Regions from separate parts of the Homo sapiens genome. Here all the other regions are linked to region 2. Evidence: chromatin loops called from intact Hi-C (ENCODE). Cell type or tissue: A673. All regions are shown on one strand. Region 1 has its middle 140 kb from the start of DNAJC10. Region 2 overlaps PDE1A (phosphodiesterase 1A). Region 3 has its middle 120 kb from the start of DNAJC10.

Evidence for each region. Peaks named below come from ENCODE experiments on the same cell type or tissue, not always from the same donor. Only the 100,000 strongest peaks of a DNase experiment are listed, where the experiment ranks them.
Region 1: a loop joins it to region 2, with 6 times the contacts of the local background. A loop is called at or near these places in 4 of 110 quality-filtered maps.
Region 3: it touches region 2 in a loop (2.9-fold over the local background); 5 of 110 quality-filtered maps call a loop at or near these places.

What each region holds. Positions count from the first base shown.
Region 1 is chr2:182,573,435-182,581,434 of GRCh38, forward strand. It overlaps a transcript of PDE1A not described here. Among named protein-coding and RNA genes, the nearest start is that of DNAJC10, 140 kb to the right of the region's middle. In A673, no CTCF peak of the experiment used is centred here; DNase peaks (open chromatin) are centred at 4,147 and 4,597; H3K27ac peaks cover 2,802 bases.
Region 2 is chr2:182,181,757-182,189,756 of GRCh38, forward strand. PDE1A (phosphodiesterase 1A) reads right to left here. Exons shown (of 15, transcript NM_001363871.4): 11 at 7,223-7,304; 12 at 4,712-4,832; 13 at 4,136-4,323. Among named protein-coding and RNA genes, the nearest start is that of PPP1R1C, 200 kb to the left of the region's middle. In A673, a CTCF peak has its summit at 4,584 (motif pointing right); a DNase peak (open chromatin) is centred at 4,585; H3K4me3 peaks cover 232 bases; H3K27ac peaks cover 1,057 bases.
Region 3 is chr2:182,588,345-182,596,344 of GRCh38, forward strand. It overlaps a transcript of PDE1A not described here. Among named protein-coding and RNA genes, the nearest start is that of DNAJC10, 120 kb to the right of the region's middle. RefSeq lists an enhancer at 3,405-4,037. In A673, CTCF peaks have their summits at 3,296 (motif pointing right) and 4,920; DNase peaks (open chromatin) are centred at 5,177 and 6,097; H3K27ac peaks cover 756 bases.

The DNA.
Region 1 (8,000 bases), 390 kb after region 2:
CTATACTAGTCTCTTCAAAAAGCTAATTTCACAGGGAAAAACAAACGAGGGGCTATCACTAAACTAGGACAGAATCTAAAGGGACGCAACAACAAAATGCAATGCAGGAATCTTAATAGATCCTGGTTTGAAAAATTTGTCTATTAAAGACATTTAGGGGACAGATGATGATATTCATATATTAGTGAGGAATATACGACATTAGCAAATCGTTAGTAATTTCTTAGTTATAATGGAATTGTAACTATGTATAATTTTGTTCTTAGGAAATGCAGGCTAGAATATTTAGGTAAAGGGTGATGATCTCTGCAATTTATTTTAAACGATTCAGCAAAAATATACTTTCATATAATATATAAAATTCTAGTAATATCAATCGGGGTTCTCTAAAGGGACAGAATAGGATATATATATTTATATATTTATATATACATATGTATATATATTAATATATATACATATGTATATTTATATATTATATATATTAATATATACATATGTATATTTATATATTATATATATTTATATATTTTTTTATACACACACACACACACACAAACATATATATATACGGAGTTTATTAAGTGTTAACTTACAAGGCCCCACGATAGGCTGTCTGCAAGCTGAGGAGCAAAGAAAGCCAATCCAAGTCCCAAAGGTGAAGAACGTGGAGTCTGATGTGTGAGGGCAGGAAGCATCCAGCACGGGAGAAAGATGTAGGCTGGGAGGCTAGGCCAGTCTCTCCTTTTCATGTTTTTCTGCCTGCTTTATATCCGCTGGCAGCTGATTAAAAGGTGCCCATCCAGATTAAGGGTGGGTTTGCCTTCTCCAGCCCACTGACTCAAATGTCAATCTCCTTTGGCAACACCCTCACAGACACACTCAGGGTCGATGCTTTACATCCTTCAATCCAATCAAGTTGACACTCAGTATTAACAACCACAAGTCCAACCCTTGTCAACTTGAACCCATACACATCTCCTGAGATCATACATAATCTTCAAATAAAGACAATAATGTCATAATTACACCTCACATAATACAACTACCCTTTGTACAACCAGAAACGCACCAATCCCCAACCCAAATACTATTACATAAAGTTAACAATACTTAAATGCTGATATGAAGTTGATAAATCTTATGTCAAATGATAAAGAAAAAAATATTTTCTTAGTACAAGCGTATACATGCACAAACATGTTTTTAACAAAAGGAGGAAATACTCATGACAATCACAGTCTACGTTTTTTTTGTTTGTTTGTTTTGTTTTTTGAGACAGAGTCTCACTCTGTTGCCTAGGCTGGAGTGCATTGGCACAACCTCGGCTCACTGTAAGCTCTGCCTCCAGTTTCAAGTGATTCTCCTGCCTCAGCCTCCCAAGTAGCTGGGACTACAGGTACACACCACCATGCCCAGCTAATTTTTGTATTTTTTAGTAGAGACGGGGTTTCACTATGTTGGCCAGGCTGGTCTTGAACTCCTGACCTCATGATCTGCCCACCTCAGCCTCCCAAGGTGCTGGAATTACAAGCATGAGCCACCGTGCCTGGCCTGAGCCACCACTGTGCCCAGCCTACAGTCTCCGTTTCTGCAGCTGGTCACATGGTTGTAGCTGGTACTGATGACTACCTTCTTCTACGACCCATTCTGTATTCCCTTTGCTTTAAGCAAGCACCTCAGCAGGTCATGGTTTTTTTCCTGGTGGAATGATCCAAACCTTCATTCCTGAGGGGTCTGAGACACTTGTGGTCCTGCCTGGATTGGGCTGTTGTCGTTTCCCATTGACCTTAATCACAGAGTATGATAATACTAAAAGACACCCTAATTGATCTCCTGTATTCCACGAATTCTCTTCCTTACCTCCATTGTGGAGGAGTACACTGATTTCATACTGATAGTCTGGGTCAATCACCCCAGCCAACACTATAACTCCCTTCTTAGCCTGTTGACTTAAAGATAGGAGGAGCCCAAAGTGTCCAGGTGGCAATCTTAACTTCTAGTTTAATGGAATAATTGTTGTGACTCCTGGTGGCAATGTTCCTTCCTCTGGAACTAAGACCTCTAGGCCAGCAGAACATAATGCCACAGGAACAGGAAGCAAAAATTTTGCTAGGGGGTGATGGTGAGTGGTGCCACTTCCACTTCTGCCCTTTGATTCCTGGACCCATGAATCCTGGCTATGGGAGAAACAATACCAGGGTCTGCCAGCCTAGAGGTCTTAGTTCCAGGGGAGGAACGCTGCCACCAGGAGACACAATTATTCCATTATGTATCTATATATATATAGATATATATAAAAACTTAATACTACATATAGTATTAATAATATATTATATATTATAATTATTAATAATTAGTATTATTAATTATTAATTACTTAGTCTTTGCTCCTCATCTTGCAGAGAGCCTATTGTGGGACCTTGTGATCATATAAGTTAATACTTTATATATATATAAAGTTAATACTATATATAGTATCATATTATTATACTATATATAGTATTAATATATTATAATATATATTATTAATACTAATACTAATTAATTAATTAGTACTATATTAAGAACACACTAGGTGCTGTATATACATTATCTGATTTGCTTTTTAAAAATTGTGATAAAATGCATATAACAAACTTTTTTATCTTAACTACTTTTGAGTGTACAGTTCAGTGGCCTTAATAAATTCAAATTGTCATATAATCATTACCACCATTCGTCTACAGAACTCTTTTCATCTTGCAAAACTGAAACTCTGCACCCATGAATCCAAAAGTCTCCATTCCTCTTTTCCCTAAGCACCTAGTAACCACCCTTCTACTTTACGTCTCTATGAATTTGACTACTGTAGGTACCTCTTACAAGTAGAATGGCACCATATTTGTCTTTTTATGACTGCTTGTTTCACTTAGCAAAATGTTCTCAAGATTCATCCTTGTTGTAGAATATGTTAGTATTCATTTCTTTTTAAGACTGAATAATATTCCTTTGTATGTATAGGCCACATTTTTCTTATCCATTCATCTACCAACGAACACTTGTGTGGCTTCCACTTTTCTGGCTATTGTGAATATTGTGGCTATGAACATCAGTGTACAAATATTTCTTCAAGATCTTGCTTTCAACTCTTTTGTGTATATAAACAGAAGTGAAATTGCTGGATTATATGGTACTTCTAATTTTAATTTTTTGAGGAACCACCATACTGTTTTCCACAGTGGCTACACCATTTTATATCCCGACCAACAGTACACAGGGGTTCCAATTTCTCTAAATCTTGCCAAAATCTGTTATTTTGTTTTGTGTTTTTTATAGTAGCCATCCCAATTAAAGCCATTAAAACCACTGATATCACCAGTAGATAGAAGATGGTATCAGTGGTTTTTATGACTTCAATCGACATTTCTGTAATGATTGGTGATTATAAGCATCTTTTCATATATATCTTAAGTAGAAAAATGTCTCTTCAAGTTTTTGCCCATTTTTATTTGGTTGTTTGCTCTTTGTCCTTGCATTATAAAGGTTATTTATATATTCTGAATATTAACCATATCAGATATACGATTTGCAAATATTTTTTCCAATTCCATGAGTTGCTTTCTCTATTGATTGTATTATTTGATGCACAGAAGTTTTTAATTTCAATGTAGTTTAATTGATCATTTTTTCTTTTGCTACTTGATTTACTTTTCATATTACTTTGAGAGATGTATATTTTAGCCCAATTTTATACAGAAAGAATCTGAAGCTTAGAATATAATTAACTTGGCCAAGTCTACACTACCATTATGAGGTGAAGCCGAGTTTCAAATTCAGTTCCATCTGACATCTCTATAAGCCATGCTGCAGTACTAATTTAAATATTCATATTGTTACCAAATTAAGAATAATTAATTAGAATAAACTTTCTGTCCCATCCTGAATTTGCAGATTTGTCAGTTCTACAAATATAGAGTCTGATTAAATTGATTAAGAGAAACTCTTTCCCCCAGATGGCAAAGCTCGGACAGCCAGATGTCTTAGATATTGTATTCTTTGACATGTGAACTGCTTAGAAACAGAGAAAGATAAATAGTCACACAAGACTTCTGACAGAATGTCACTGTTTAGAATAACTAAAGCAAGAGGTGAAGGGGTCAAACATGATAATCAGGGAATGCTGAATGTGGCAGCAGGTCCGATGTGTGAGATCACCTCTAAAATTGCACTCATAGAATTGCATTCATAAAATTGCACTTACAGAATTGCCAAAGAGAGTTGGTAGAACCTTCTCAATAGGTAAGAGCAGCCTGGCCAACATAGCAAAACCCCGTCTCTACTAAAAATACAAAAATTAGCTAGGTGTGGTGGCCCGTGCCTGTAATCCCAGCTACTCAGGAGGCTGAGGTAGGAGAATCGCTTGAACCTGGGAGGCAGAGGTTGCAGTGAGCCTAGATCTCACCACTGCACTCCAGTCTGGGCGACAGAGCAAGACTTTGTCGAAAGAAAGAAAACGGAAGGAAGGAAGGAAGGAAGGAAGGAAGGAAGGAAGGAAGGAAGGAAGGAAGGAAGGAAGGGACGGAGGGAGGGAGGGGAAAGAGCAAGGAAGAATTAGTTAAAATTTAAAAATTAAAAAGTGTCTTTGCACAAGGACCAGAAAGAAGGCTTTTCTTTTTCCATTTTCTGAACCATGAGCTTTGGTCTAGAAGAAGCCCGAAGTCATGAGCCAGCCTAAATCATGGAACCTCTATAATAAAGCATAACATGGATCTCTTTCCTTCTAAACTCCCTTCTACTCTTTGGCAGGAAGCAAATTTAAGGGTCCTCTTTTATACCTTATGTATCTATTAAGCTTATCATCTGAGTTTCTTACAAAGCAAATTTAAGGGTCCTCTTTTATACCTTATGTATCTATTAAGCTTATCATCTGAGTTTCTTACAAATTTTATTCCAAACATAGGAAACAAAATAGAGACCTAAAGCTTCTAACATTAAAAAGGCAATATTTTATGATTTCAAAAAGAAAGTCTATATTATTAAGGTTTAAATTAGTAAAGTTTTGAATAATGTGACCTGGCAACATCTATTTTAAAATATTCATGTACTTTGACCAACAGATTCATTTTTTCATAAGCTTATCATTTAACAGCAAAGAGGACAGGGGCCCTGGAAACAAACCAAAGTTCATCAGTAAGGGAATGGTTGAATAAGTACATTTATACAATAGAAAAGTATACTGCTATTTAAAAAATAAGCTAGCTTTTTTACATGAACCTGAAAGAATGGTATTTCCACTCCATGCAAACAGTAAGTTGTAGCAGTGTACATAGTTTTGCCCTATTGTGAGCTCAGGAAAGGGCAAGGAATGGTAGACAGTGAGGTGCTAACATGGGTTACTTTAGGCCTGAAGGAAGGTTGAAGGGAGTATTATCAGCCTCTTCTTAGATCTCACATGGTGACCTTGTTGCAATAACAAAGTACTATTATATAATTTTTTAATCTAGTAAAGACAAAATTCTGAAGTTCTGCTCAACAAATACAATTTGTAAAGTCAAGTTTTAGGCAATGGAGTTGCTTCTCTTTCTTTTTCCTAAAAGACACTTAGTTATCTATTCACACAAAAGGGAAAAACAAATGTTTTCACCTTGAGTGAAGTGAATAAATAACCTGAAAACAGTTTTGAAAGCTCAGAGCCACTTAATTCTAACTTGATTATAACAGGAAAACAGTGAGCTTAATGTATCTCAAAATAAACATGCTACAATGGATTTAAGAAATACTTATTAGTTGACCATCTCTGCTGCTGAATGGGGCTGACCCCAGCTCTGGAGTCAGACTGCCTGGTTCAAATTCTGTCTGCTACTCACTTGCTTGCTACGTAGCATCTGACTCCTTATTTATTCTCTCTGTTGGCCTCCCTTTGCTCATCTATAAAGTGGGAGGTCACTCCCTTAGCAAGGTGGCAGGCATATAATACATGGACAATAAATGTTAGGAGTTAGGCACTCTGCTATAGAGTTCAGTCCCTGCCCTTAAGTAGCTCATAGCAAAGCAGCGAGACAAATATCTAAAAATTAGCAAGAAACACAGCTAATGAAGATTTCTTCTGCAAGGGATCAGAATCATTTTCAGTTCTCCCCAAGTGGCATGGTCTGCAGCAGCTTGAAGATCAGCCAAGGGCTATGAGTATATAGAGCCACTTTGACTGTCATTGTTGGCATAAGTCTGAAAGGAGAACAAGTTTGAAAGACGGGGATAACTGTTTTCCTGTTTTCCATCATACCTAGAAGCAAGTACATGGTATGCCCAAAAAAAAAAGGAGAAATGAGCATTTTAAATCTAAATTACTTTCATATAAATTATTATAATAAAGTGGTATACACTTGTATAATTTGGACAAAAGAATGATCATTATAGGACTAGAAGAAACACAAATGGAGGGCATTAATTCCATGAGAACAACAAACAGTGAAAGAATGTCTAGCTAACTCTTCTTGTCCCCAAAAATGCTATCAGCACATATTTCACTATAGCTGATCATGAGCAATGTGACTTCATTAAATGCAGATAAATACACAGACCCTGTTTCCATTTCATTCAGGCTAACAACATCTTCAAAACAAACTATAACTACTCCTTTGATAACTAAAATAAACACACAAATTAATCATTTGAATTTCCTAAATTTGCCTTGCTTAACAAGGAATTCACTGTATCACAGAGAACTTCTTATGGTTGGATTGTGTTGGCCAAAATGGTATATTGACGTCCTAACCCTCAGTACCTCAGAATGTGACCTTATATTAATTAATAGTTTGCTGGGAGTACCATAACAAAGTACCACAGACCAGGTAGGAAGTTTAAATAACAGAAATTTATTTCCTCACAGTTCTGAAGGCTAGAAATTTGAGATCCAGATTGGATTCATCTGAGGCTTCTCTCATTCGCTTATGGGTAGCTGTCTTCTCCCTGAGTCTTTACACGGTCTGCCTGCTGTGCCCGTCTGTGTCCAAATTTTCTCTTCTTATAGAGATACTAGTCATATTAGATTAGTGCCCACCTGCTCACTTCATTTTATCTCTTTAAAGACTTGACTTCCAAATATAGTCACAATCTGAAGTGCTGCAGGTTAGAACTTCAGCACTGAATTTGGGGGTGGAGAGCCAGGGGAAACAGTTCAGTCCATAGCAAGGTTGAGAAAGATTTTACTATAACTTAAATGGAAGACTGGCTTTCAGTCAATCCATTTTCAATGTACTTAGTGCCACTGTAAGTACCAGGAATAACGTAGGTTTTTAATTTAAATGTATTACTAAGAGCCAAGGGATATTTAATAAAGGTGCACTTCCTTTTAACAGCATTTGTAAACATCCTCTGCTTGACACCGCTCAACAATGGCCTTAGTCATATAACTTCATTACTTATCTTTTGGGAAGATAAGTAATTTTTGTCCCTTTTTCCCCATTATTCCACATAAATTACATGCCTTGCAAAAAAATGATCTCCCAGCTGCAAAATATATATGCCTCTTTTCTGTATCTTGTCACTCTTACTCTCCCAGTCTGAAATACCTTACCATCCTACAGCTTTCAGTATTGCTGACAATATCAGATAACATCTAATAAGATAACCATAGCTGTTGACCACATAGGCAGTCATCATTTTCTTCATAAATTGAGTCTGATGACAATAAAACAAGTGATTTAAAGTTGTACCTGCTAGCTAGTTTTAATTATACCAAAGCAAATTTTAGTCCCTGGAAGATACCTATTTTCATAATTGTTGCACAAAGTCAGTGAAGACCATCCTATCTTCCCCAAAGACCTGGTAAAGAAAAACTAAGGATGTTGGAGTAGTCTCACAGGTTTAATTCTTCAAGTGTAGACTCAGACAAGAACAGAATTGGGTACAAACCTCAAACGGCCTCATGGAGACTCTCTCTTGCCAAAGAAAATAGCTGCAGACTCTCTCAGCATGCAAAAAGGCTCTGTGCATTCAAAAGATAGCACCCATATTCT
Region 2 (8,000 bases):
CAGAGATGCCCTGCCCAGTGAGGAGGAATCTAGAGAAGCAGTCTGGACACAGCCGCTTTGCTGTGTTGTGGTGAATTTTGCTTAGTCCAAACCTCTCAGTCTCCTTCACACTGTCAGGGGAAAACCGCCTACTAAAGCCCAGCAGTTTGCTTATTTTGTGCAACACTGTGTCCTTCATTCCTGTGGTGATTAGTTAAATTTTAACAGTTTTATACTGTTCCATAATATGTACATACTACAGTATATAAATCAATTTTACTGTTTTTTACACTTTATTTTGCAGTCATGAACAATGCTGCTGTGAATATTTTAGACATGTCTTTGATGCATATGCACAAAAGTCTCTCTGGGGTAAAAATACAGAAGCAAAATTGTCGAGAAGTATGGCACATGCATCTTTAAATTTCCTACAGAATGCCAAATTGTTCCATGAAATGATTATATAATTTTACCTATATACAAATAATGTGTAAGAAAACCAAAAAGCCTGGCATCATTTTTGATTCTTCTCTTCACTTTGTTTCCTACATCTAATCTGGTAACAAATCCTATCAGTTCAGCTTTCAAAATATCTGTATATCCAGAATCCAATCTCTTTTTGCTTACCCTCCTTCTACTCACACATACTGCCACAATCTTTACATATCCAGAAATTATAGACCCTCTCAACCATTACTACTTGGTCTAAGCTCCCATGTGTCTCCTGGGTTATGAACAACAGCCTTCCTTCTGATCTCCTTGTTTCTATTTTTACTACCCAAACAAAAGCACATTTTCCATTCTGTAGCAGAGTAATCCTTTTGAAACCTCAGTTCAGATCAATCAACATTTTTTCTCAAAACTCTACATTTGGTTTCCTGTCTTTCTCGGGCCAAAACCAAAGGTCAGGCACCACATTCCCCACTCATCACATTGCCTACATTATTCCCACTTGTCCAATTTCTTCCTGCTTCACTGCCCTTCTTGTTGTTTCTGGCATGTCAGGCAAGCTTGGCCTCCTAGATAATGTGGTAGCCAATCCGTTTTAAAAATTTGTTAACACCCACCCTCCCAGACCTCTCCATCATTCTCTTTCTAACCTCCATTGTGTATTTATTTAAATTATTTCTTCCTCAGTGAAGGCTTTCCTTACCAGTTTACTATATAGAAATTATCCCCAATTTCCATAGTAATTAGATTTTCTTAATCTGGTAATGTCTTTATTTTTCTTTATTTCTGAATAGTTTTGCTGGATTTAGAATTCAGCATTAGGGACACCCCTAGTTTCTATATAGTAGCCCTATAACCCTTATTTCTAGAACACATGGCAGAAACATAAATAATATAGTAATAACAGCTAACTCATATAGCGCTTAGTACTCTAGACACTTCTAAGCAAATTATATTAATAAACTCATTTAATTCTCTTAAAACCTATGGTGAAGAGGAATACTTCCTGCTATAGTGATGTAAAGAAGTCGAGTTTTTTCTCTTCATGAAAAAGCAAGTGTAAAACTGGACAGCATTAATAAAAACAACTATTCAATGACTCTGGAAATCAACCAAAGGGACATAATAATTTGAGAAACATTTATTCTTAAAAAATTGTTGGACATTCAGGTAAAAACAGCAGGAACCTGTGACCTTCTTGCCTGAAGTTACTCCCACTCCTCCATCTTCCTCTCCAACTCTGACCTGGGAATGGAAGCAAAAGCCAACTTTCCTGTTGGATGTGGTAGAATCAACTTGGAATGGGAAGGCAGCAAATAATTCTGGTTACTTGAATATAAAATGGTGAATCCACTTAGACTAGATGAGGAGAGCCCCAAGCTTTGTCAGCCTAGGGTTGGGGTCCAAGTTGGGGTAAAGGGTAAACCAGCAGGATTTAACAGAAAAACCCTAGAAATTAGAGAGCCATAGAAAGGCCATTTATAGTCAGTTTTAAAATTGATTTCAAAAAATTCAAGACAAGTTTTTTAAATATGTTTTTAAAATTAAAGAAAATAATCTTGAAGAATTAAAGGAAAATATGCTAACAATGAATGAAAATATAAAATATCAACAGAGAAATAGACATTATAAAAAAGAACCAAATGGAAATAATAAAATTGAAAAAAGTAGCTGAGATAAAAAGTTAATTCAGTGAAATCAACAGCAGGATTGAGGTGGCAGAGAAAGAAACAGTAAACTTGAAGATAAATCATTAGAAAGCAGCCAATCAAAAATGAATGAAGAAGGAAGGAAGGAACAAAAGAAGGAAGGAAAGGAAGAGAAGAAAGAAAGAAAGAAAGAAAGAAAGAAAGAAAGAAAGAAAGAAAGAACAATTAAAGAAATTGACAGAGATCCAGAGCATCCAGGACAATTTCCAGAATCCTAAGTTATGCATAACACAATCCTCAGAAGGAGAGAACAGAGAGAAAGAGGCAGAAGAAAAATATTGAACAAAATGACAGAAAGCTTTCTAAATTTGAAGCAAATTATTAATTTGTGGATTTAAGAAGCTAGTGAACACTAAGTAGAATACTGAAAAAAAAAAAGACCTAGATATATCATCATCAAATTGCTGAAAGTCAAAATAAAGTCTAGAAAACAGAAAGAAAAAGATAATACTCAGTACATACAAGGAAGCAACAATACAATTTATTTTTGGCCAACACTATCAGAAACTATGGAAGCCAGAGGCAATAGAATTACACATTAAAAGTGCTAAAATAAAAAAAAATCATTCAACAATTCTAAATCAAGTAAAATTATTCATAAATAAAAGTAAGATACAGACATTCCCAGATAAAGAAAATCTAATTGTTTGTCAGTATAACTGTGTTATAAGAAAATACTTGAGAAAGTACTCCAGTGTGAAGAGAAATGATACCAAATAGTAGCTCTGACACACAAGAAGAAATGAAGAATATCATAAGGGTAAATATGTGAGAACATACAAAAGATTGCATATACGAATGTGTGTGTCTGCCATCTGTCAAGTTCTGCAGGAATTAATGTGCTATTTTTGGCTCTCTGGTCTATTCCCAAGGCCCATCTTATTATCTCTATATCACAGCCACACTAAATTTATTACTTCAGTATAAGAGTAAATTTTGATATATGGCAAGTGCTCCCACTTTATTATCCTTCAGGAGTGTCTTGAGTATTCTTAGGTATTTGCAATACCATATAGATTTTAGGATCAATTTCTTAAATTCCATGAAAAATGTATTGGAATTTTCACTGGAAACATGTTATATTTATGGTTGACATTTGGGATAATTGAAAACGTTTCAATATTGTGTCTTTCTGACTATAAATATGATTTAACACTCTATTTTGATCTTATATTATCCATTTTAAGAAAAGTAAGTTTATTCCTGAGTATATTAAAGCTGCAAAAAACACAAGGAAAAAATTTCTGGCTGAAAAAATAACTACAAAGACCCTGGAGTATTTTAAGAAACTTCCAAGAGGCCATTGTGCAGGGAGTGTAGTGTATAAGGGAGACAGAGCTGTGGGAATGAGTGTGAGAAGAGGCAGGGGCCAGATCTGGATATGAAAGCTAATTCCTGCACGAAAGATAATAACTGTTTGAATACTAACTCACAAACCTACTAAATGGACTAATTAATTTGAAGCAGCTAATATGTCAGAAATAACTGTAGCTACCTTCCCATGCGATTGCTGTGGTGGTTGATTACTAATGATTTCCCCAATTCCTGTCTAAATTCTGAGTCAAAAAAGCAACTTAGTGAAACAGAAAAAAAACACACCCAAGTCTCTGACATGAAGTGATAACACACTTAATGCAACACAAAAGCCACTTACCAAGTAAAATCCAGGCTGGAAAGCACCTCTACGAAAGCACAGGAGTTTATATGGTACCACAAAGTTTTGTCACCATTTCATTATCTCATCTTTCAGTATCCAGTTTGCCAGCACCCACTGACACACAGATCTGCAGCCCATGTGGCACAAACAAACCAGAACCTCTTTTTATCTAATAAATGAGCCAACTTTCTCATGAATGATCAAAGAGTAGCCAAATTCCCAATACCATCAAGGGCTTACATATTCTATAGAAGAAGAAATCTAGAAGAAGTAATCCAAACTCTTAGAGGAGAAGTGAAGACAGAGAGAGATGGCAGTAAGGCCTCATAAACAACACTACCTTGTGCAGCTAACTCTTTCCACCTCTCTTTGTTCTGCTGAATGATGTCCACCAGGTTGTTCTTGAAACTCTTCAGGTCCACTGCTGCAAGGGAGTAGTCTGGGGAATAGGACCCATCACTCATGGAGCCTTTTGTATTTGATCGTCTTAGTGCATCAGCAATGTGTAACCCCACAATGGTGGTTGAGCTAACAGTAACAACCAAAGAAACCAAAAAACACCATCAGGATATGGGGTGAACAAGGAAAACCTGAAAAACTTTACAAAACCGACTAGAAAAGCAGGATAGTAGATGCTCAGTCCCAGTTCTGAGCACGTGGCAGCTGCTCATCTCCTTTCTCTCCCTCCCCACACTGGATTCTCCTTAGTACACACCTTACTTAGTATTTCATATTTTGTGTATTAAACTTCAGTTGTCAAAGGCAGATGCAATATAATATAAAGCCACTAGGTGGCAATACTCCCTAATAATTCTTGTGAGAATTCTCTGCCTAGATGTGAGAAATATAATCATTAAGGAAAGTGTTACTAAACACCACAAAGATGAAAAATAATGCAAAAAAGAAAATATCATACCTGCTTGCCACATAGGAAGAAGTTTCGGCTTTTGAGGCTTCCTCTATAAGAGGAATAACAATTTTCTCTGTTGAGTCTGTCAGAAGAGAAAATGTTGGCTCTACTATGAAATCGATGAAACCTACAAAAGCCAAAATGAGAAGAGAGAGAGATAAATTCAAGTGTTACAATTTCCTGAATTCTGAAATCAGAAATAATGAAGAGCTTCTGACAATCCTGGGATAGCAAGAATCAACTAAAATATTGGTTCTGCTTACCCTTTGTATTGTTTTAATCTAATAACAGTCTTTAGAGATGGTTTAACTGCTCTATAAAATAATACTTGAAGCCATGGAAGTGACACAATTTAAGCTTGCTAACTCAAGTATATTGGCTTTTCTATTTACTATTCAGCCTTATATAATATACGATTGCTAACAATACATTTAGATCCAATGAGAGTGACTATAGTTTCCTCTCTCAACACCAGGGATCATTATCTTTTTTGAAAGCACATCATGTGCATTTTGGATTTTATTCTTTACTAACAAGAAATCATATCTAAGCTCCAAAGAAATTAAATAATTGAAGGTTTTTCTCAGGTAACAGGAAGACAATTACTTTTTGTTTCTTACTATATCAGTCAGAGCTTTCTGCCAGTGTGTTAATATTTCAAATTGTTGTTTATTATTCTCTGGATGTAAAGTGTTAGTTCACAGCATGTGTGTGTGTTCTGTCAAATCAGTGAAGAGAAAAGTAACATCTCTGGGAGACAGCATTAATCCCACCACTTTGAGATGTCAGTACTGAATGAAGACTTTTACATTTAAAGTACTCATCAAGATAGAAAATGACACACAGAGAAAAGGGCATTGTCCTCTGGGAGCATTTTCCATCCCATGTTTAGGCAGAGGAGGAGACAACAACCTATTCTAAGGTCTGTGTACATGGCAATATCCCAGATCCCAGGACTGCTGTGGGTGCCTCAAGTCAAGAATTGTTGTTGGAAACACTTCTGAGAGCAATGGACTACCACCTGAATATAGGAGAATAGCTGGAGGTAGGCTTTTTAAGTGATAATGTCCTGTAAATATGCACATTTAAAGATTGTCCATCAGATGCTTGGATAAAAGTAATTCACATTTCAAGTAACTGGATTACTTATAGTATATAATAAGGCACATTTTTAATTTAATAAAACTTCAGTAGTTTTAATGGATGCCTTCAAGTTAAATCAGTGTTAATTGACCACCTAGGGTACTATTTTAAGTTCTATGTTCTTTTTTTGTTCTTTTTTTTTTTTTTTTTTTTTTTTTGAGATGGAGTCTCACTCTGTTGCCCAGGCTGGAGTGCAGTGGTGCAATCTCGGCTCACTGCAACCTCTGCCTCCTGGGTTCAAGTGATTCTCATGCCTCGGCCTCCCGAGTAGCTGGGATTACAGGTGCATGCCACCACGCCCGGCTAATTTTTTGTATTTTTTAGTAGAGACGGGTTTCACCGTGTTAGCCAAGATGGTCTTGATCTCCTGACCCGAGATCTACCTGCCTCGGCCTCCCAAAGTGCTGGGATTACAGGCATAAGCCACTGCACCCAGCCAGTTCTATGTTCTTAAATGCCTGAGATGTGTAGACTGTCAACTGGGGCATCACCTCTACTAACATGGCAGCAATTTGCATTACAGCAACAAGCCTCAGAAACTTCCATTCTTAGCTTGCCACATCAGGTCCTTAGCCTGCCACGTTTACACTTACTAAGCAAGGATAGGCACCTGTGTTATGGTCTCTAGAAAAACAGCTGTTGAAACTTGGATGGGAAGGGGAAAAGGTCAGAGCAGGCAGCTTTCCCCAACGCTTTGTGATGGGTGGTGCTGGAGCATAACTACACAGCTAAGAAGTGATCCTTGTGTTTATTGATCATATTGTTCAGTAACAAAAATGCTGGCTTAGGGAATAATTATTACAAGTATTTGAGCCATGCAACACATGTTTTAATAATGGACTGGACTTGAAGTCCCCAACACAAATACAGATGATAAGAATGAATGTGGTTGGGAGCATTATCATTTTGCAAATTTCCTGTTGTTGGTTAATCTATTCACATCATGACAGAATATTTTTCCAAATGAAATGTGCACTACTATATTAAGCATACCATGGAAACTTAGTGATAGAACAAGTGCACTAACATTTTCATTGAGTTGACCTATATATCTAAAGAATTAAATTACAGAAAACAATAATCAGCAACAAAACAACATAAAATGGTCTCCCACACAAGAAAATTTTATATTTTGTAAAAGGATTACAACCACGATAACAATTACATTTACTAATGTTGCTTTATTGAATTCATTTTGTGAAAATGCTTCAATAAGTCTTATTCAGCACCACATAGATCCATTTAAAAATCAAATATATCATGAATATGGAGTGAGGTTTTCATGCAAGTTACCCCTTTGAACAACATCGTTTACCCATTTGAAAACTGACAAGCACACACTCACTTTCCACCACCACAAATCATCAGAATTACCTATTTGTGACTGGGCCACCATGGTTGACTTCCGATCACAAAGTGGGGAAAATGGAAGCCCTAATTCAGCTTCTTTATCTCCCTGGAGAAAGAAAAGCACATTAATATAGACTTGGGTTGGAGAAGCTAAAATAATGAGCAACCTAAGATATAAAGCCTAGAAAAGCCACATCTTTCATTTCTTAATTAGCAATACTTTTTTCTTATTTATAAAACCAAAAGCTATGGTCCAAGTTTATATAATTTTTCTTGGATGGTCTCCATTTGGGGACATTTTGCAGGGAGAAAAATGAGGAATGTTTTCAGTACCTGGAGACTTTGCTTTGGCATTACAATCCCTTGACTTTTAAGAAACAAACATTTGCTTTTGGAATTTTCCAAAGTCACCATAAAATAACTAGCCATCTTATGTGTTATCTGACATTTAATTAACAATCCAAGTTAATTTATTTATGCCAAGTATATCAACAGACCTTTACTATCAAAATTTTGTGACGGAACTGTTTTTCAAAATTAAAAGTATATGATGTGAAACACCTTTCTATCCATTAACCAAGTTTTATTAAATCTTCCACAACATATAATGAGGAATTTCTTCAACATTCTTACATTCAGTGTGCATAAACTTATTTTAATGTTTTCTTCTCAGAGAAAATTGAAATATCAATTTTTTTATTATTTGATCTCATCTAAAATAGATTAATTGAGCACATATGTTAAAGAATTCCATTTATATTGGGGTTTTACTTCATGAGAAGTAATTAAATTTTCATCTTCT
Region 3 (8,000 bases), 410 kb after region 2:
TTGTCCATTGATCTTTCTCTCACAGGTGAACAAAAAGTTCCTGTAGTTTTAAATTTCCATAAATTCTGCTACATTTTAAATTCTGAATATTTAGAAAGACTCTAAAGTGCTGGAGAAATTAACCTTCCCCTGAAACTCTTATTACTTCTGTCTAAATTTTCTCAGCAAAAATACACTCAAATATCACTGCAGGTCTTAAAAATGAACAACCATATGACCCTTTTTCATATTATCTGTCACCTCATATTTAAAAAGTATCTCATCCTTTCTAAGTGGTCATATCTGAATGTCTAATTAAGATTATAAAACCTATTAAAGAAGGTTAGAACTGAATTCTTTTTTCCTCACAGTATTTAAATTTTTAAAGATATTCAACAAAAGGTAATCATTAGGTAATAATTTTAAATAATAATTTTTAGCCGGGCGCTATGGCTCACGCCTGTAATCCCAGCACTTTGGGAGGCCGAGGCAGGCGGATCACCCAAGGTCAGGAGTTCAAGGCCAGCTTGGCCAACATGGTGAAACCCCATCTTTACAAAAATACAAAAATTAGCCAGGCATGATGGCGGATGCCTGTAATCCCAGCTACTTGGGAGGCTGAGGTGGGAGAATCACATGAACCTGGGAGGCAGAGGTTGCACTGAGCCGAGATGGCACCATTGCACTCCAGCCTGGGCGACAGAGTGAAACTCTGTCTCAAAATAATAATAATAATAATAATAATAATAATAATAATAATAATAATAATTTTAATGATCTTTTGACACAATTATATTGTTTTTTTTAACTTAGCAAGACTGGGCCTGAAAGAGAAAACAGAAGGAAAGATAGCAGAGGAAGAAGGGAAGAAGGAAAGGAAAGAGGGAAAGAAAGAGAAAGAAAAGAAAAAAAGGGGAAAAAAAGAAAAGAAGGAAGGGAGGGAGGGAGGAAGGAAGGAAGGAAGGAAGGAAGGAAGGAAGGAAGGAAAAAGAGGTATGATTGATGTAATTCATAGAAGCTACAGTGTGACAATCTCCACTGAGATTCAGAATCAATGAATAGTGTGCAAGTGTAGAGATTCCCTAGCCCAAAAGATCAAATCCAATCTGAATGAATATAATAATACCCTTAAAGAAAGATGTCCATTATGACTTGGTGGAAGATATGAAAAAGCAGGGGTATTCTGTCACAAAATCATCTAAAACAAAAATTCAAGGAGAAAAAGAAAACTAGAAGTGCCCATCCAAGCCTCATCCAGGAAAGAAAGCATTTTAGCCAACTATACTTAGAGTAATGCAATCCCACGAAAAATGCTCTTCCTGTCAGGGAAACGAGTACATCAGGCTAAAGAAATTTGTATCTATCTAAATCTCACTGCTCTGATTCTGATTTCAGATGGATGTGCCTACAAATCGAGAATACTCTCATTTAAGAATGCTCATAAATATTGATATATTAACATTTCTATTCCATACATCAGTCCCACAAGCCTGGTCAATGGAAGTCCATCATACCAGTGGTTAACATACCCACCTAGAGTTACTACACCAGATTTAGGATAACATATACTTACTAGTATAATAATCAGCCAGGCTTCCTCCAGTGGACATCCTAACCACGCTATTAGCTTTTGGTGCTCTCCATTTGAAATTTCTACAACTAAAACTCGTCCATTTCTTGTCAACATTAAGCAATATGTACAAACCATAAAGACAAGTTATAGGTGTCCTTTCTGGATGTTCTTCCATCATACATAACTCCCTCTGTGTGCTAGATTCTTTAGTAAGTAGTGGAGACGTAGCATACCCACCTTGATATAGCTCACAACCTGGCAGAGGAGACTGAAATGTGTATAAACGTAGTTAGGCATGGTGGCTCATGCCTATAATCTCAGCAATTTAAGAGGCTGAGGCAGAGGGGACTGCTTGAGCCCAGGAGTTCAAGACTAGCCTGAAGAACAAAGTGAGACCCCCATCTCTGCAAAAAATTTAAAAGTTAGCCAGGCATGGTGGTGCCCGCCCATAGTCCCAGCTACTCAGTAGACTGAGGTGGAAGGATCTCTTCCACCCAGGAGTTCAGGGCTGCAGTGAGCTATGACTATGCCACTGCACTCCAGCCTGGGCAACATAGCCAGACCCTGTCTCAAAAAAAAAATGTGTGTGCACATGATATAGTATTAAAAACACTATAATGGTGCTTTGTGGGAATGAAATTGAAGCAAGTGGAGGGGGAACTTAATTCTGCATGCAACTCAGTTGAGAGGGATCAGTTCTATAATTTAAATAACCAAGAGACTTTACCAAACATTCACCATTTTTTTCATAAAATAAAAGCAATGATTGCAGAATTTGTACTTATAGATGTTCTAACTGATGAACGACTACCCCAGATATTTTATATGCAAAGATTTCCATTAAATATAGGGAAAACCTGGTTCTGAGAGGAAAATATATCTGTTACGTAAAATTGAGAAAAGCATGTGACTCCCATAGTCCCATTTATTTGCACCCACTAATTTGCACTGGAAATGACTTGCCTACTAGCGAAACAACTCAGTTGTGTTCTCACAATTGGATCTAAGACATATTTCTAATACCACCCACAGTAAGCAAGCCCTGTGTCTATTTTTGCTCACCATTGTGTCCACAGGAACTATAACAATGCCTCATACATAGAAGATGCTCAATATAACCTATTGAATATACAAAACAAATATTTAAGAATGCCAGTAGTTCCTTAAGATACTGGGTGGATCATCAATGTGTTAAAAGGTTGAAACTGGACCTATTCTTTTTAGAACTAACCTAAACAAAATTAGTCATGCACAATCATTAGGATACTTTGATAAATATAAATACTCCCTAATAATGAGGGGTAGATAAGGGCCATAGGTCTTCATTCTCAAAATTTCTTAGTCTACCAGGTGTTCTATTACAATAAGTGTAAGTCTCAGATCAAATTCTGTGACACACTCAAACATATATTAGCAAGCAGGCACAAAAACAGTTAAGTCCCAGTTATCTGACCTCTTGGGAACTCCAACTATCATGTTCCATCAAAGATTCATTTGAGAGAATTGCAGCAGTATTCTGGCAGCAAGAGTCAGCTAAATTTCTAGTCAGAACCGGGTGGCAGAATCCTCAGTTAATGGCTACACATGGGACCAAATAGCATTCTAGACCTGGGATACCACCCTGATGGGTCTAGGCTACGATTTCTCAACCTTGGCACTACCAATATTCTGGGTTGTGTAATTCTTCATTGCGGGTGAGTGATGAGATTTTATACATTGTAGGGTTTTCCACAACGCCCTGGGTATCTACCCACTAGATGTCAGTAGCAGCCTCTCCCCCAAGCTGTGACATCCAAAAATGTCTCCAGACATTGCTAAATATTTTGGGACAGGAGGTTGAGAGGCAAAATCACCCTAGTCAAGAACCACTAGTCAAGCCACCTGGTTCACTGGAAATTTAGTCTCTTTTTAAATTAAGTCAGTTGTGCCTATGCAACATTTCTAACCAATTCATACATCTTGAGCATTCTCATTCCACCAGTGAAGAATCATTTCTAACATTGCTTACAACATAATTAGGACACCTACCAGTGCTCATCAGAAAGCAAGATATGAGAGTGCTAGTAGCAGGTGCCTCTGAAGAGTGCACTCCTGATTAGATTCTTTCAAATGCTAACTAACTGCTTGTGGTGGGTGTATGCCTGATTAGAGTATTTCAAATGTTAACTAACCATCCTCTGACTTCAAATCAAATAAACACTTTTTCTCTAATTTCGATGCCAGCTTGGTATTGCCCCCAAGCACCTCAGAGAAGCAACCACTGGAAAGCTTAAGGCTAAACTCTCAGGAAAAAAGTGATAAAGCTGATAGCAATAATGCCAATAACTTAAACACAAGCATACATGCTGTAATCCTACTGCCAGAACAACTGAGATGTAGCATGCTCTACAGTTTCTCTCCGAGTTTCATCCAACAAAAATGATTTTGCTCATGCACAAGCATATTCATTATAGCAGGTGTTCAGTTCAAAGAATGAATTATGGGCAAAAGTTTTGCAAGTATATAAATATTTGAGTATTAAGATTTAAATGGTGCTAGATTCCTATATCCACATGGGGTGCATTTACACTTGAACTTGGTTACGTATCTTCCCAACACCAGCTTCCATGACTGAAAATTAAGAGGTGGTTTTAGATTATTTCAATTTTGAACTGAGTAAAAGTATGATTATGCTGACAAAAGACAGCTACTCCCCATCCAGGACTGGATATTCTGGAGATGTTTTCTGCATACAAAATACAGGAAAAAAAATAAGGACAGGGCAAATCAAGTGAATCCAATGAAATAATCACAGCCACATGGAGGTGTTTTGGATAAATTATACTCCTGGTCAGGGTGGCAGAGGTTTTATGCCTGACACAGAAAGAAAAAGAAAGAATGAATCAGAAAACAAGTCAAAAAAGGAAAAAGGGTAGTTGATACATTTGTCAAAACAGACATCTCTTTCACACACACTGTTGTGCCTCTCTGGACAGTGTACTTGAATCTGCTAATCCACCCAGTTAGGAACCGAAAGCATAAAACGACGAGGTGACCCAGAGGCCTTACCCCTAAAGATAACTGTGAATGCCAAGGATGGTGCCCACCTAGAAGGAGGTTCAGTTGACCCTCTCAGAAGAAACAGGAATAAATTCTACCCAATAATTAAACGTATCTACACACAACACCATTAATGTACACTGATTGCTTAGGAGACAGTGAGAGTTCTATGCCCCTGAGAGTCTTCCAGGGAAAAAGACTGGGCACAAGTGTTGTTAAAAACATAGAAGGTGTTATCTACCCAGAAGTGTTAAAATCATTACTGTACTTGCAGTGTCATCCCCAAACAATCACAAATAGGTTAGCTCTTTTTGACTTCCCTATCACCTGCTGGTGGAATTTGGGATCAAACCTAGGGATTAAACTGGGCAAGTCTGCACTTGAATCCAGTTATAGTTTCCTTTCATTACTAAAGAATCAGAGAACAGATATTGTCAAGAATACTAACAGAAGAGCACTGCAGTTGAACCAGAAAATTGGGAAGAGATTGGCAGAGATCATATAGAAGCCCCATCAATCCACTACTGTTCGAATTAAGTACTCAGGAAATCTAGACTAGTAGATAGGATAATGTGGTTCCACTTAACATAAGGACAGAATAATCCCTCCTGATGAGTCAGACCCGTGGGAGGGAATTTGTGTTGGATTTGAAAAAACTCCTTTGGAGTTTCTGCCAAGCAGCATCTTATACTAAAAAGATATATAATTATGTAGAGTGACTAATTTACTTTTGCAGACCCCTTACATGTTACATGAAATAAAGTCTTCTGTTTACCTGTTTGTCTCTACCACTGGGACCATGTCTTACAGGACAGGGACTGTGTCATCTGCATTCTTTTGTCTCTGTAGTGTAACACAGTATGAACACCCAATAAAGGTCTTTTGAGTGTTGAATAAATAGGCAGACAAGTCTTTATGCAGAAAAACTAATAGCATCTGCATATTTGAGTATTCCCTTGTGTGATTCCAGGCCATTTGTGAAACTTCAAATAAAACTGTCTTGAAAATGCATGGGCGTCACTTCTTCTATCCAGAAGTAATTTTTATCTGTTCCCTTTGTTACTTATATCTGTTTATTAGTAATTAAACTTATAAAAGGGCCCTTAAGTCTAGAAATCTAATATAACCATAGATTCTTTTTACTTTATAAATAAAAAGACCTGCTGAAATAATAAGGTGAGATTAATTCTTTTCAAAGCCTATATCATGGTTTATGATCTAAATATATTTTAAACAACCTAGTCCTAAATTTTTCATTTACTTTTAACACTCATGTGCATTAAATATAACCCAAATGATTTATTTATTTCTAGATTGCCAAATGTGAAGATAATACCATAAGCTTACAACTCTCTAATCTAAAATGTGGACATCTCTAGATAGAGTCTAAGTATGGCACTTTGCACAGCGTATTTCTTGGTAAAGATTTAAGCAATTGTTGAAGATCTGTGCTGTCTCCTTTCTAGTCCTCACAGCAACTCCTACACAGTGACTACTGAGTAGTACTCCTTTGTGTTAGCAGCTGGCTTCCTTATTTCAATATATTTTAAGAAACCTCTAAGTTGCAAACTAAAGCCCTATTAAGGCATTCCTCAAATTCTTTTTGACTAATCTAAGATCTAGTTTCAACATGACATAACTTTTCTTTGTCATATACAAGTCAGATATTAAATGAACACAAAATGAATTTCCAAAAATAATTTATAAAAGATACTGGCATTTTTATAGGACCACTTCTTGTATAAAGGTATTTAACTCGACACTTAGTCTTCTGACCTATAATATGTAACAGCAGGATTTTTTAAAAGTTGTTTTTAAGCAGGCACGGAGTCCAACTTATTTAATAACTCATTTAGCACAGAGATCTACCATTCAGAATGGATGCTGGTGGTCATAACACTGGACCAGGTCCTGAACTGCTCCTTCATGCTCCTTATTAGTTTCTGGATAATGGGAGGCCTGGGTGAATTGCAGGGATTCAATGGAATGGCAGTACGGGGCACTCAGGTAATTGAGGCAATGGCTATTTATCAATTATTTAGATTTTTGCAATAATTTAACAACTGTGCATAGTTAGTGGTACACATTCATATAAAATAAGCCCTGTGGTAAGCCTTTTTGTTACTTTTTTTCTTCTAGAAAAGAAATGGACGATAAAGACAATTGAACTAAGAGCCGTTTCACTTTGAGGAAGAGAGTATCCTATTTCACAGTGTTCTCAGGGATTAGACATAATCAATTTAAGCAAGGCCTGAAGCTTCTGCAATTGAGGAAGAAAATGCTTTTTAAGAAAAAAACATATTTCTTATGCAAATTTTACAAAAAACAATAGGACTATATGAACACATTTCTAGAGTTCCTCCCAGAGGACCTAAAGCTCCAACTTCATTATCATCACTAAATCCTCCTCTGCTGATTGTCCAAAAGAAACTGCACAACTGATTGACTCTTTCAAAGATTCTCCTGTGCCCAAAATAAATTTTAACCCTAGCAAACTGAGAAATTTATTAAAATCCAGAATTAACATTACACGTCACATTAACTGTGTTTTTATATAGTAAACAGGAAAATAAATAGGTCAAGGCTGAAAATGAGATAATATATGCTTATTTTCTGATCCTACTCAATCGTTTTCAACTTGGCCAAAGATTATTCTTATAGCTTAGAATGGGGAACTCTATAGCACCCATAAGGCTGTCTCTTTCTCCCTCTGAAGTCTGTGTTTGAAATTCTTTCCTTATACAAATTGCTATGGACTCACTTCAAGCACCAAACTAAAATTCAGCTTTCTCTCGCCATCAGGTGGATCTCTTGATATGACTTGCTGGTGGGTGAGGGTGATTTGTCTGCTTTCATCTGAAGGAGGAGGACTACTATTTTGACATCCGGAATAAAGATTAGGAGGGTGAGGAGATGACTATAACATTGGCCTCCTGTCAATGCTTATAAAATAGAAGTTCTCAACCCTCATAGCACAGTAGAATCAACTGATGCTAGGGCCCATCCAGACAGATTAAACCAAAATCTTTGGGGTTGAGGCAGCAGCACTTTTAAAGGAGTAACTTAAAGTAGGTGATTCAAGGTGAGAAACACCACTATAAATTTATAGTACAAGCAAATAAAGTCAAAAGCTAAAACAGCAACAACAACAACCAACCTTTGTTTCATAAGGGAGTATTTGAGACAGAACAGGCATAAGGAGTGTTACTTAAGTCTCTAAAACAAAGTCTAATCAAGTAAGGTACATTCTTTGGTACGCTGGACCAGGCAGCTATGAAAGTTCAAAGAGAGTGAACACATGGAGTGAGCATGGGTGTTTTGCAGCAAGCAGCTGCAGGCAGAGCACTGACAAGCAGCCCTTCAGGCAAAGGGGAGTCCGAAGAGCACAGAGTGATCAAGACAGTGTTCA